Regions from separate parts of the Homo sapiens genome. Here all the other regions are linked to region 1. A link is a contact called in ENCODE Hi-C or POLR2A ChIA-PET data. All regions are on one chromosome and are shown on one strand. Each heading gives the region's core, a stretch centred on a gene start or an enhancer-like site at or near the end of the contact. The rest is flanking DNA. Distances are from core to core; before and after follow the strand shown.

Region 1 (4,195 bases), core at 1,078-3,577:
AACTACGAAATAAACTTAGGAAGATGTATAACTACCAAACTATGTTTTATGATGATAACTGTTCATTTTAGGCCTACCATTTCTTTCACCTGTGACCCAAGTAATTCAGAGGTGAGATGTACGAGCCTGTCTGAGGCATTTTAGACAAGGGAGAAGGTGCCTACACAAGTACCAAACAATGCAGTGTTAAAACTGCTTTCCATAGGTGGCAATCTTCTATGATGCTTAAGCATTGTAAAGCAGTGACATTTGTTCATGTGGACATAATTAAAATAATTGAGGCCGGGCGCGGTGGCTAATGCCTGTAATCCCAGCACTTTGGGAGGCTGAGGCAGGAGAATCGCTTAAACCCGGGAGGTGGAGGTTGCAGTGAGCCGAGATCACACCATTGCACTCCAGCTTGGGCAACAAGAGTGAAACTCCATCTCAAAAAAAAAAAAAAAGAATACACATGTATAAATGAATATGTAAATTCACCAACAAGTTTTTAAAACTACTTCTGAAAGTAGCAATACTTTATGTAGTTTCACATTAATATGAAGCCAAATAGAAAATTCCAAGTAAGTGAGACATAGAAGATGCTTAACAGTAAAGAGACTTTCTATTAGGAAGTTCAAGTGATGCACAGTGCTACCTAGGAAACTCTCCTATCAGTTTTTGGAGTACACCTGGGGCAAATGGCTAATATTTTCATCTGCTGTGGAGATTTGAAATTAATAGCATCTTAATAGAATTTTACTTCTGATTGTTCCTGGCACCCCCAAATGTCAAAATTTGACACCAGAAGAGCTGGCAAATGTGTCTGAAGGAAATTTTTTTAAATCCCCACACTCAGTTTAATAAGGTCACCTTATTGTAGTCCCAATGCAACTAAAACTTAAATTGACCACGCTGTTTAAGAAGAATTTTTCTGGGTACTTCTGTGAACGTTTTTTGGAACTAGGAAAAAAAAAAAAACCCTAGTTATTAAATTTCGAAATGACTTGAGAACAAATTTGATGTTTAGAAACCTAACCCAAAGGCGATAATTTCATGTCATCCAACATTTACTTCTTTTTTTATTAGCAAATAAAATGTTCTTTGGAATGACAATAGCTCCACCTACACCGGCACACTTCCACGTTACAGTATCATGAACATTAGCTACACTCCTGCCCCGAAACAAGCTTTTGTCTGAGCCGTTCCCAAACCAAGGTATTAAAAGTGATCATTCTTTACCAAACAAAGATACTTTTGGACTGCAACCCAGGAGACTGAACACCTCAGTGTGTATTATTGTGGTGTTATCCTGGGAAAGTAATCCTTTCTGCAAGAAAACACAAAGCCCAAGTGTGTCCTTGACAAACAGCAAGATGTTCATAGCCTATATTCTAACGAGGCAACTTGTATTTAAAAAATAAAATAAAAAAAAGTGCAGAGTCCTGGAATTAAACACCATGAGCTCTCTATTCAAAGATGTTTCTTTTAAGCAAAGTGTTTCAATTATACATAGTTGTCTGCATTTGACAACAATCAGGACGACGCTAAATGCGGTTCCTTCTCCAGATCAGAGCGAGAAACCAAGGAGAAATGAAATTGTGCCAAAGAGCACGTAGCACCTGTCAAGGCACTGTGACCCAAGAAAGATTAATACAAAGAAGCTACGATGGATTTATCTCCTTGGTCTCCCCCCGCCCGCAAGGAGTCGTACCATCCCCGGGCCAGAGCCGCCAAATCCCTGCCTCACACGTAAGGGGAAGGGAATCGCCCCTCTTGGCTGCCGACCTTCCCCAGTCGGCCGGCCTCGTGGCGAAGGGGCCAGGGGCCTGCAAGGCGGGCAGGCAACAGAGGGCCGCGAAAGAGGCCGGGACCGGAGCGGGGCAGGCCGTGTGGCCCGTACCCCAGCGCCACAGCTCAGCCCCGCACTGGTCCTACCGTAGGGGGGATGGGGCTGGAAGCGGGCGCTCGTCTCCGGGCATCGGCGCCGCCGCGGCCAAGGCAGGGCAAAAACCAACACGTTGTCGTTGGCGGGAGGCAGTGGAAGGGATCCGCCCCGCAAGCAAGACCCCGGGAGCCCAGCCGCCGCCGCCCCGTCTCCGAGCGCGCCATTTCCAGGCCCCGGCCCTCCAGGCGCCGCTCCTAGGCCTCCGCGGGCCCCCGCCTCCCGCCGCCCCGGCTGAGCGCAGGACGGCCGCCACCCTGACGGCCCCGACTCCGCCGGTCCCGCAGCCCCCGACGGGGCCCGCGCACGCCCGCCTCACCCTCTGCCGCCGCCGAAGCTGCTGTAGGCCCGATCGTCGTAGGTGTCGAAGTCCGCCATTTGCCGTCTCCGCTCCGAGAGGAACCAGGGTGAGCGAGGAAGGACCCCGCAATATAACTCCCCCCGCCCCGCCGCCGGGGCTGTCCGCCGCGCCGCCTGATCGCAAATCCCTTGGACGCAGGCACGCGCACGCGCGCGCGCGCACGCACGCACGGACGCTGGCCGCGCAGCGCCCGGCCCTGGGCCCACCGGCAGCTGCCTGCCCCGTGCGCTCTGCAGCCCACGTGGTGCGGCGGCGTCCCAGCTGGACGCCTGCCCGGCCTACGCGGCCCATTATGTGCTGGCCCTGGGGTGCGCCCGTGGCTGCCTCCTATCCCCGCCGCACCACGCCCGTGCGCGCCGGCCTTTCCGTCCGTCGGCGGGAGGTGACCTGGAGAGCTGGGGGGAACTCCCTCTCCAGTTCGCCTGGGACGCTGCCTTTCGGCCTCCATACATGGCGGGGACCTCGGAGGCCTGTCCCGCTTGGACCCCCAAGTGGTCCCCGGGTGACACCCAAGTAAAGGCCACCTCCTTCTCCAGGCAGGAGCTGGCCACACGATGAGGATGCCCCGGAAGGGGGTGCGAGGCGGTGGGATGCAGACACGAATCCTGCCTTCCAGGGCTTACTCGCTGCCTGGGTATTGGGGGGTTTTGAGAGGAGAGAGTATAGGTGATCGGTGACTTAGCAAGAGAGACTGCACATCTCGGTTTTTTGCAGAAGTCGTTGCCTTGGAAAAAGAATTGGATACTGTTGTGGATTCCATCATCTAGCAATAACAAAACATGGTTATGCAGTGGGAATTAATTACACGGGTAAATTTCCAGGTTTGTGATTGAGATGGTAGTAATTGTGGATGCCACGATGTTGACAAACCTTAATTATCTAAGCACACTTTGAAAGAACCTCATAGAATTTTGTTGTGATGTGTACCTAGGTATCTTCCGCTTAACCATTACTTTTTATTATGTATTTATTGGTTCGTTGTTGAGACAGGGTCTCGCTCTGTCGCCCAGGCTGGACTGCGGTGGAACAGTGGTAGCTCACGGCAGCCTTGACCTCTTGGGCTCATGCCATCCTGCCGCCTTAGCCTCTGGAGTAGCTAGGACTATAGGCGGGCAGTACCTCGCCTAATTTGCATTTTTTTTTTTTTTTTTTTGAGATGGAGAATCAGGTTGGAGTGCAGTGGCGCAATCTCATCTCACTGCAACCTCCACCTCCTCGGTTCAAGCAATTCTCCTGCCTCTGTCTCCCGAGTAACTGGGGTGACAGACGTGCACCACCACACCCAGTTAATTTTTGTATTTTTAGTAGAGACAGCGTTTCACCATGTTGCCCAGGCTGGTCTTGAACTGAGATCCACCCGCCTTGGCCTCCCAAAGTGCTGGGATTACAGGCATGAGCCACCGTGCCTGGCTCTAATTTGCTTTGTAAAACATTTATTTGTAGAGACAGAGTCTCACTATGTTGCCCAGGTTTGTCTCGATCTACTGGCTTTTAAGTAGTCCTCCTGCCTCTGCCTCCTAAAGTGCTGGAATTACAAGCATGAGCCACTGTGCCCTGCCAACTTTTATATTTGAGTATCTTCTCCTTCATAGCAGTGTTAAGATGGACAGAGCATTATCAATTCATGAGTTAATAGTGTTGAACTCACTTATTCATTTTTCTGTGCCTTTTTCTTCCCAAGTAATAAAACACTTTGCTGCCTGATAGACCTAGATTGAACCTAGGCTCAGTTAACGTCTTACTGGCTGAGTGACCTCGAGGACGTTGCTTAACCGCTTTAACATGCCTGTTTTCTCATCTATATAATAATGTCACCTACCTCTTCAGTGTTGTAAAGATTCAAATTAGTAAATATGTAAAATTCCTGGCACACAATATATATTGGGGACCTACCAAGGTGTCTGGCACCATTA
Region 2 (4,195 bases), core at 680-3,179, 1.9 Mb before region 1:
CATGGTGAAACCCCATCTCTACTAAAAACACAAAAATTAGCTGGGCACGGTGGTGCGCGCCTGTAGTCCCAGCTATTCGGGAGGCTGAGGCAGGAGAATCGCTCCAACCTGGGAGGTGGAGGCTGCAGTGAACCGAGATCACGCCACTGCACTCCAGCCTGTCGACAGGGCGAGGCACTGCATCAAAAAAAGTAAATAAAATTGGTACCCTCTTCCCTAACACAAGCACCCTACAATCCCCATTTTTCTTGCATGTTCATCACTATTTTAAGATACTTTATAATGAGTGGGGCAATAAGTAAAATATCTAGTAATTTCCGTGAGAGCAGGGACTTCTGTGTTTTGTTCACCGCTGTATTTCCAGTACCTAGCTCAATAAATATGTCGGATATCTGAAGGTCCTACCAAAACTCAACCTCTCCCTGGACACCCCTGTCCTCTCTTTGGTTGGCTGCCCCTCCCCCACACCTCATCCCTCCTGTCCTGTTTACTCATTCCCTAAGACCTTCATCGCCTCCACCTGTCCTAAGTTTACTCATTCCCTAAGACCTTCATCGCTTCCACCTGTCCTAAGTTTACTCATTCCTGTCCCATATCAAGTGTCACTTCTCACTTATCTTGGTATCCCCTGCAGCACCCAGCATAGTTGTTGGCAAGCACAGGTACTTAATGTACTTATCTGTATACAGCTGGGCCCCCACTTCACCGCAGCGCAAAAGCATTTGGTACATTCAACTTACAATGGGGTTGCCTGTGGGAACCCATTGCAAGTTGAAAATACACAAAGTTAAACTCGCCTTTTGACTTAGGATATTACCAACTTGCGATGGGTATGGGAAGTAGCCATCAATCCAGGAGCATTTGTATTTATTTTTCAAATGAACTGGATGTACAGGAAACTCGAGAACTTCGATGATAAATTTGGATTCCCCTTTAAAATTACCTCCCTCTTGGGCGTCGTAATTAAAAGGCAATGCGAGCACCTCCTGGGTTCTCAAAATTAGGTTTAATTAGATTCACCTGGTAAAAATGCGGACCCCCCCCCCCCCCCCCGCAGTCTTAAGCTTCTTCAATGAACCCAGACGTCTGTTTTTTATTAGCTTTCTGGTGATTCTGACACACTGCAGAGTTTAAGAACCACCATTCTAGAAGATGGCTAAAAATAGCCTAGGCTCCTAGGCTTAAGTGGTCGCGGGCCAAGTCAAGCACTGTTAAGACACCTGGCGGCAGGCTCAGTCCGCCCACAGCAGGAGAGATCCTCCAAAAAGGTTAAGAGGAAGCCGTCTTCAGGTCAGAAGCGCTGAATTCTAATCCTCTGGCCAAATGACTGTAACCCTGGCCCAGTTCTCTAGCCTCGGTTTGTCCATACTATGGAATTAGGAAGTATACGATTTCTTTTATTCACGCACAACTCACACGGATGCTGCAAGGAGATTAGCTACGTCAAAGCAATGGAACGCTGCAGAAAAAAACGTAAGTTTACTTTCAGATGCAGAGCCCTGGTTTCCCAACCTTGAAGGCGTGCAAGCCAAGAGCAGGTCCTCTGGGAAATCTGGGAGACCTGGGGGAACCCTGACAAATGGACCGGCCCTGGAGCGGGACTACCTCGCCCCCTTTTCCCCGGCTTTCTCCCCCGCACCTCCAGGCCAGTGTCAGGGCCTGCCCCGGGCGCCACAGTCTCCAGCCAGTGCCGGGCATCCCTGCGGTCCAGGCTGGCCTGGAGAGGGTCAGAGCTGCCCGCGAACCGGGGACGCACGTGGCCCGGGCCGGGGGGCCTCCGCCTGCAGGCCGCCCCTCGTCTGGCCTACCTGGGCCGAGGTGCTGAAGCTGCGGCGGAGAGCAGCGCTGGCAGGCCGGGCGAGGGCGGAGAGCATGGCTGGAGCGGGAGGGGCACCGACTGGCAGGCACAGGAGCTGGTGACGGGGAAGTGACTCCAACGACCTCCACACTGCCCAGCGCCTGCTCTCTGGGGCCTCGCGAGAGTGACCGGACTTCCGGTCGCGCTCGCCTCCGGGATCTCGTGAGATCACGGCCACTTCCGGGAGTCGGAAAGGAAAGCTGTGGGACCATCCTGGCAACCCCGGTGTTTGGCTGGGTTCTAGCGTAGCCGTCTGTGTGGCCGGTGGGGGACCTGCGGTCGGAGTGGGAGGGCCAGTCTGCACCCAAGAGGTGGAAGAGGACGGGCTTTAGGCTGGAAGCGCCTTAGAGGAGCCATTTTTCCAGGTGGGGCCCCAGGCAGAGGCTCCGACAGGGAGCCTGGCCATAGTCGCGCAGCCGGGGAGGTGGAGCGCGTCCCAGACCCGAGCCCCCGACCTCAGCCAAACCCATTCCTTCTGCCCTTGGAGGCCAGAGGGGACTCTGAGCTCCGGAAAGGTAGGGTCAGGGAGGCTGAGAGTCCTTAGGCGGGGTGGGAGGAAGGGGCCATCTCCTCAGATCCGGGCCGTCGTTTCCCAAGTTGCAGAGACCCTTGGGTTCAGGTTTAGTGACACCACTGCTGATAATGGCGACCTCCAGCCCTGCAAGCTTTAGAGGACCACTATTCTGTGTTCCAGATGAGCAAATAGGTTGTAGGGACAACAACTTCCGTGGTCATACAGTTCCTGTCTTCTCTCGCCTGCCCGGCAGTGCTCTGACGGTCCCACTGTTTCTGCTTTACGAATAAAGACACTGTGGCTGAGGCCAAGTGGATTTGTAGAGTTTACGCAGACAGAAAGTCGAGTAGAATTCCTTGCTCACAATGAGTTTATTACTTAAATGTATGAATTTATTTATTTTTTTGAGACGGAGTCTCTCTAGCCCAGGCTGGAGTGCAGTGGCGCGATCTTGGCTCACTGCAACCTCTGCCTGTCAGGTTCAAGTGGTTCTCCTGCCTCATTCTCCTGAGTAGCTGGGATTAGCGCACCACTACACCTGGCTAATTTTTTGTATTTTTTTTTTAGTAGAGACGGGGTTTCACCACGTTGGTCAGGCTGGTCTCGAACTCCTGACCTCGTGATCCACCCGCCTCGGCCTCCCAAAGTGCTGAGATTACAGGCGTGAGCCACCGCGCCCGGCCTGATACATATTTTTAAAATTAAACAACACCCCCAGGCAAGGTGGCTCATGCCTGTAATCCCAGCACTCTGGGAGGCTGAGGCGGGCCGATCACTTGAGGCCAGGAGTTCATGACCAGCCTGGCTAACATGGTGAAACCCCATCTCTACTAAAAATACAAAAATTAGCCCAGCGTGGTGGTGTACACCTGTAGCCCCAACTACTCCGGAGGCTGAGGCAGGAGAATCGCTTGAACCCGGGAGGTGGAGGGAGGTTGCAGTGAGCCGAGATAACCCCACTGTACTCCAGCTTGGGCGACGGAGAAAGACTCTGTCTCAAAAAAAAAAAAAAAAAAAGCCGGGTGTGGTGGCTTATGCCTGTAATCCCAGCACTTTGGGAGGTCAAGGCGGGCAGATCACCTGAGGTCAGGAGTTTGAGACCAGACTGGCTAATGTGGCGAAACCCCATCTCTACTAAATATACAAAAATTGGCTGGGCATGGTGGCGTGTGCCTGTAGTCCCAGCTACTCAGGAGGCTGAGGCAGGAGAATCCCTTGAACCCAGGAGGTGGAGGTTGCTGTGAGCCAAGATTGTGCCATTGTACTCCATCCTGGGTGATAAGAGCTAAACTCCGGCTCAAAAGCGCGCGCGCGCGCGCGCGCACACACACACACACACACACACACACACACACACACACACACACACACACACACACACACACACAGCAGATAAGCTGAGACATGCTGGAAGAGTAGGTGTTTCTCAATGGAACATTCAACTCCAGAGGAGGGAAAGATCCCTTGCCTTGGAATCAGAATTCTCAAAGGAGGGGCACTAGGGCCTGAGCATTTAACAATGGGAAATGTTTAGACAGGAAAGGAGGAGAAAAAAGGCCAAATAAAATCCTAGCGGGAAAAAATAAGCATAGGCCAGTATTCAGGGGACAGTGAATAGATCATTTATTTTGGAGTGGGGACATTAGGGCAAGCAGTGTCCTTTGTTTATCTTATCACTGACTGCATCTTCTGGTAATTATTTACTCCTCTGTCTTGTAACTGAGAGCACCTCAGAGCCAGGTATTAAGTCTTGCCAGGTACTAAGTCTTTCTTCTGTTTTTTTTGTCCAACATGCGACTGGGCTGAAAGGGCCTCAGTGAATT
Region 3 (4,195 bases), core at 996-3,495, 1.7 Mb before region 1:
AAAAAAAAAAAAAAAAGAAGAAGAAATAAGAAAGCCAGGAACGGTGGCTCACACCTGTAATCTCAGCACTTTAGGAGGTCAAAGCAGGAGGACCACTTGAACCCCAGAATTCGAGACCAGCCTGGGCAACATGGCAAACCAAATCTCTAAAAAACATTTAAAAAATTAGCTGGGTGTGGTGGTGCGTGCCTGTACTCCCAACTACTTGGGAGGCTGAGGAGGGAGGATTGCTTGAATCCTGGAGGTTGAGGCTGCAGTGAGCTATGATTGCGCCACTGCACTCCAGCCTGCACGACAGAGTGAGACCTGTCTCACAAAAAAAAAAAAGTTACTTAAAAGCTAAATTATTTTTAACTTGAAATGTTCCATGGACTTCACGAGTAAATGTTCTGGATTTGCCAAGCAGTTTTGATTTCAATTGGCCTGTCTCCTAATCATACACAGACTTACCTAACACAGATTCTGATTTTCAAGGGGTTAAGGGTGGATCAACCCAGAGTTAACCAACAGCAGGTCCTAAAATTCAGGTATGTCTGGCAGCAAACATCCTCTGTGGCATTTATAAACTCCTACTACCCAGGACGATCCACACCTGATTTACATTGGCTGCGGTCAATGCTGCTGTTTTCAGGAATATCCCTGGGTTGTTTCATTTCAAATCTACCTATTATTTCTTCAAGTGCTAGACCTGAAGAATTTTGGAAAATTAAGATCACTCCTAAGTTTCCACACCACCACGCAACTGGCAGCTAGCATCCCATTCTCTGAAATGCGGATGTTGTACAAATACTTTTTATAATAAGCTATCTGCTCAGCGAAAGTTTCCAACATTAGATGGCATGAAGGTCATAAGTAGCTCAAAAACCACTCTCTTAAAAGGAAAATAAGAACTCCTAAAACAGCCCTCCTCCCAAAAAAAAGGAAGTGGACCTTTCTGGGTTCCCTGGTTTACTAACTGGGCCTTTGGAGCTGTTCTCCTGACCAAGCCAACCCCATAACCACTCAAAAGGGATTTCCGTAGGTAGAACTTGCAAATGGTTAATGAATCAATGCCTTCTCCATAAAGCAAGACCCAAGGAATTACAGCAGTGAACAACGGTGGGGATACTGGATCCCCCAGAGGGTTCCATAAACGTTCTGCTTACAAGGAGGATTAAAGTTCTCGATGCCACTCTCTGGGACCCTGTCTTGATCCTCAGAATCTCAACCCTGTGGGGAGAGCAGGGTGGCTGTCTTACTACCAGACCCACTGATCAGAAAACGGAGGCTCCAGGAGGTATCTTGCTTGCCAAGAATCAAACCAGGGCCACCCAGTCCAGTCCTGTCTCCTTTTGTGCTGGCATCATTCTCCAGCTTGGCCAAGCTCAGAGGCAAGGCAAGGCAAGGCTGCAGCTTTAAGGGTTTAAGAGAGGAGACAGCCACTTTCATTGAAACAGCCCCAAACTCCTTATTAGTGGTCACCAGTTTACACAAGGGTAACTCGTTTTGAAAAACAATACGCAGAAAGTCGAAGTCAATCAAGCTCACTGAAACCTCTACTCTCCTCCCCCTGGCGCCCAAGAGACCTTGAACTCTTACCCAATTGCTCCCCCGATCTAAGGGTGTCCCGGCTCCCCCAGGAGATCCGGGTACCTGTGTTGTGGGGGCCGCCGAGACACCTGACTGCGAGGGGCACTGCCCTCAGGGATGCAGGCCGGGCTGGGGGGCTCCCGTGATCCATCGACTCAGCCCACCTGATGCTGCAGGGTTAGATTCGGGTCCCATGAGCATGCATCGAGCGCCTCTCACGTTAGGTACCCCCAGAATTCGCTGCCTCCCGAGGCCCATTCATCGTACAGATGGGGAAACTGAGGCTCGGAGAGTTAAAGTGGCTTAGCCCGTGGGGGGCGGCGGCGCGGGGACTGGACCCCGAGCCCTGAGATACCGAGCCCTAACCCTCAGCCGAGGGCCTGCCGGGCTCTCTCGGCCCAAGCTGTGGAAAAGTCGACCCTCAGGCCGCCGCGGGAGATCAGCTCTAGGGGAAGGGCGACGCGGAGGAGGGCCGGGGTGGGAGCCATGCCTTCCGCCCGAGCGTCGGGCCAGACGCGCAGTGCCCAGGCCCGAGGGCCCACCCCGACGCAGAGAGCCAGGCGGCCGCGGTGAACTGAGGCGCCCGGCAAACCCCGAGTCTTGGGGCCCGACCTCACCCACCCCGCCGTCGCCGCGAAAGATAGCACTCACCGCTGGCAGCCCGGCTGCTCTCTGCGGGCACCTGGGCAGGGCTCAGGCCCACACCACTGAGGCGCTACCACCGCCTTCGCCGGCCGCGGGGGTGGGGGCGTGGCCATTGGGCCGCCGCCCCGCCCACTCGAGCCGCGCGTGCATTCCCGGAGCCCCGCGCTTCCCCCTGCAAATTTGCGCTCTTGGTACGGCCCGGCCCGGCCACGCCCCCTCGCGGCTCGGCTGGGTCGCCCGGCAGAGAAATGAAAGTGCGTGGTTCCGGGGGTGGCGGAGTCGCCTGGAGACGGCGGCTGCGGCTTCTACAGCTCGGACCCTGCAGGTCACCGGGCCGGCTGCCCACCTTCCCGGGGATCACTGCAGAACTGTGGCTGTGCGCCCGCCGGTCTAGCCTCCTCCTTCGGGCCGCCGCTTGCTTGTGATCGCCACATTGTCTCCTCCACGGCCCTGTTTCCTCACCTGAAATTGGCGAGGCTTCAGGCCCAAGTCGTCTCCCTGGGTTCCCTCCATCCAGCCTGACGGCGGAGGGCGCGCGTTTGTTTTTAGAGACAGGGTCTCGTTCTGTCGCCCAGGCTGGATTGCAGTGGTGCAGTCACAGCTCACTGCAGCCTTCAACTCCTGTGCTCAGGCGATTCTCCCACTTCAGCCTCCCAGTAGCTGGGACTACAGGCGCGCCACCACACCTAGCTAATTTTATTTTATTTTATTTGCAGAGATGCGGTCTCGCTATGATGCCCAGGTTGGTCTCGAACTGGTCTCAAGTGATCCTCCCTCCTCGGCCTCTCAAAGCGCTGCGATTACAGGCGTGAGGTCCCACACGCTGCCTAGAGCTCGCTTTTGAAGGCCGGCCTGTTGGGGGTGGGAAGTGACCAAGCAGGAGGCAAGCCCTGGATGGAAGAGGAGTGGGGGGATACAGAGAGCTTCTGGGGTTTGAAAAGTCTGGCAGCCTTGGTTGGGGAGTGAAGCCCACCTCTGCCTCCTGCTATGGTTTCTACTTTACAGGGTCATGAAGATTAAGTGGTATAACCTTTGTTCCTAAAGGATTTAGAGCACGGCATTACTAAGTGTTCTCATCGCCATTGTTATTATTACTACTACTACTATTATTACTAGCTGTGCTGTGAATTCCTTTTGCAACACTGTGCAACTCACTTCTCTCAGAGCCCCTTCTCCATCTTTTAAAAATAGCCCAGGCACGGTGGCTCACGCCTGTAATCCCAGAACTTTGGTAGGCTGAGGTGGGCGGATCACCTGAGGTCAGGAGTTCGAGACCAGCCTGACCAACATGGCAAAACCCCGTCTCTACTAAAAATACAAAAATTAGCTGGGCATGGTGGCGGGTGCCTGTAATCCCACCTACTGGGGAGACTGAGGCAGGAGACCCACTTGAACCCCGGAGGCAGAGGTTGCAGTGAGCCCAGTTCACACCACTGCACTCCAGTGTGGCCGACAGAGTGACACTCCGTCTCACAAAAAAAAAAAAGTTAATTTATAAAATAATACATAAATATAACATTTATATATTATATAAATGTTATATTTGTTATATTTATATATTATATAAATAATATATATTATATAATAACATATATGTTACTTATTTTTTGAAACAGGGTCTCCCTTTGTCGCTGAGGCTGGGATGCAGCCTCGACCTCCTGGGCTCAGGTGATCCTCCTGCCTCAGCCTCCCTAGTAGCTGGAATTACAGGCATGCGCCACCACAACTGGCTAATTTTTGTATTTTTATTTTTCATTTTAAAGAAAGTTGATTGAAATTTTTTTGTAGAGATGGTGTTTTGCCATGTTTCCCAGGCTGGTCTCAAACTCCAGACCTCAAGCAGTCCTCCCACCTTGGCCTCCCAAAGTGCTGAGATTACAGGTGTGAGCACTGCACCTAGCCTAATTTTTAAATTTTTTGTAGAGACAGAGTCTCGCTATGTTGCCCAACCTGGTCTTGAACTCCTGGCCTCAAGGGATCC

Evidence for each region. A loop is a pair of places that touch in the nucleus more often than their neighbours do. ChIA-PET counts read pairs that join two places held with the same protein, here RNA polymerase II (POLR2A). Pooled maps may share reads with other maps.
Region 2: a loop to region 1 is called in a pooled map, with 10 times the contacts of the local background. The contact joins the promoter of MDH2 here to the promoter of EIF4H in region 1. A Hi-C loop is called at or near these places in 7 of 50 pooled maps.
Region 3: a loop to region 1 is called in a map of naive thymus-derived CD4-positive, alpha-beta T cell, with 16 times the contacts of the local background. The contact joins the promoter of POR here to the promoter of EIF4H in region 1. A Hi-C loop is called at or near these places in 1 of 168 maps with a recorded cell type or tissue (naive thymus-derived CD4-positive, alpha-beta T cell) and 7 of 50 pooled maps. POLR2A ChIA-PET finds 5 or more read pairs at or near these places in 1 of 52 experiments (CD4-positive, alpha-beta T cell).

Annotation. Positions count from the first base shown.
Region 1 is chr7:74,172,488-74,176,682 of GRCh38, reverse strand. It overlaps EIF4H (eukaryotic translation initiation factor 4H), which reads right to left and starts at 2,327. Exons shown (of 7, transcript NM_022170.2): 1 at 2,241-2,327. The coding sequence starts at 2,299. RefSeq lists enhancers at 1,262-1,774, 1,775-2,288, 2,270-2,564 and a silencer at 2,067-2,576.
Region 2 is chr7:76,045,840-76,050,034 of GRCh38, reverse strand. It overlaps MDH2 (malate dehydrogenase 2), which reads right to left and starts at 1,929. Exons shown (of 9, transcript NM_005918.4): 1 at 1,809-1,929. The coding sequence starts at 1,874. STYXL1 (serine/threonine/tyrosine interacting like 1) reads left to right here and starts at 2,035. Exons shown (of 9, transcript NM_001317785.2): 1 at 2,035-2,373. RefSeq lists enhancers at 998-1,779, 2,055-2,134, 2,245-2,334, 1,780-2,562 and a silencer at 1,645-1,804.
Region 3 is chr7:75,913,205-75,917,399 of GRCh38, reverse strand. It overlaps POR (cytochrome p450 oxidoreductase), which reads right to left and starts at 2,245. Exons shown (of 16, transcript NM_001395413.1): 1 at 2,221-2,245. MIR4651 (microRNA 4651) reads right to left here and starts at 2,203; the gene lies at 2,131-2,203. It overlaps LOC124901680 (a long non-coding RNA gene), which reads right to left. Exons shown (of 2, transcript XR_007060393.1): 2 at 2,906-3,104. RefSeq lists a silencer at 2,038-2,527 and an enhancer at 2,788-2,837.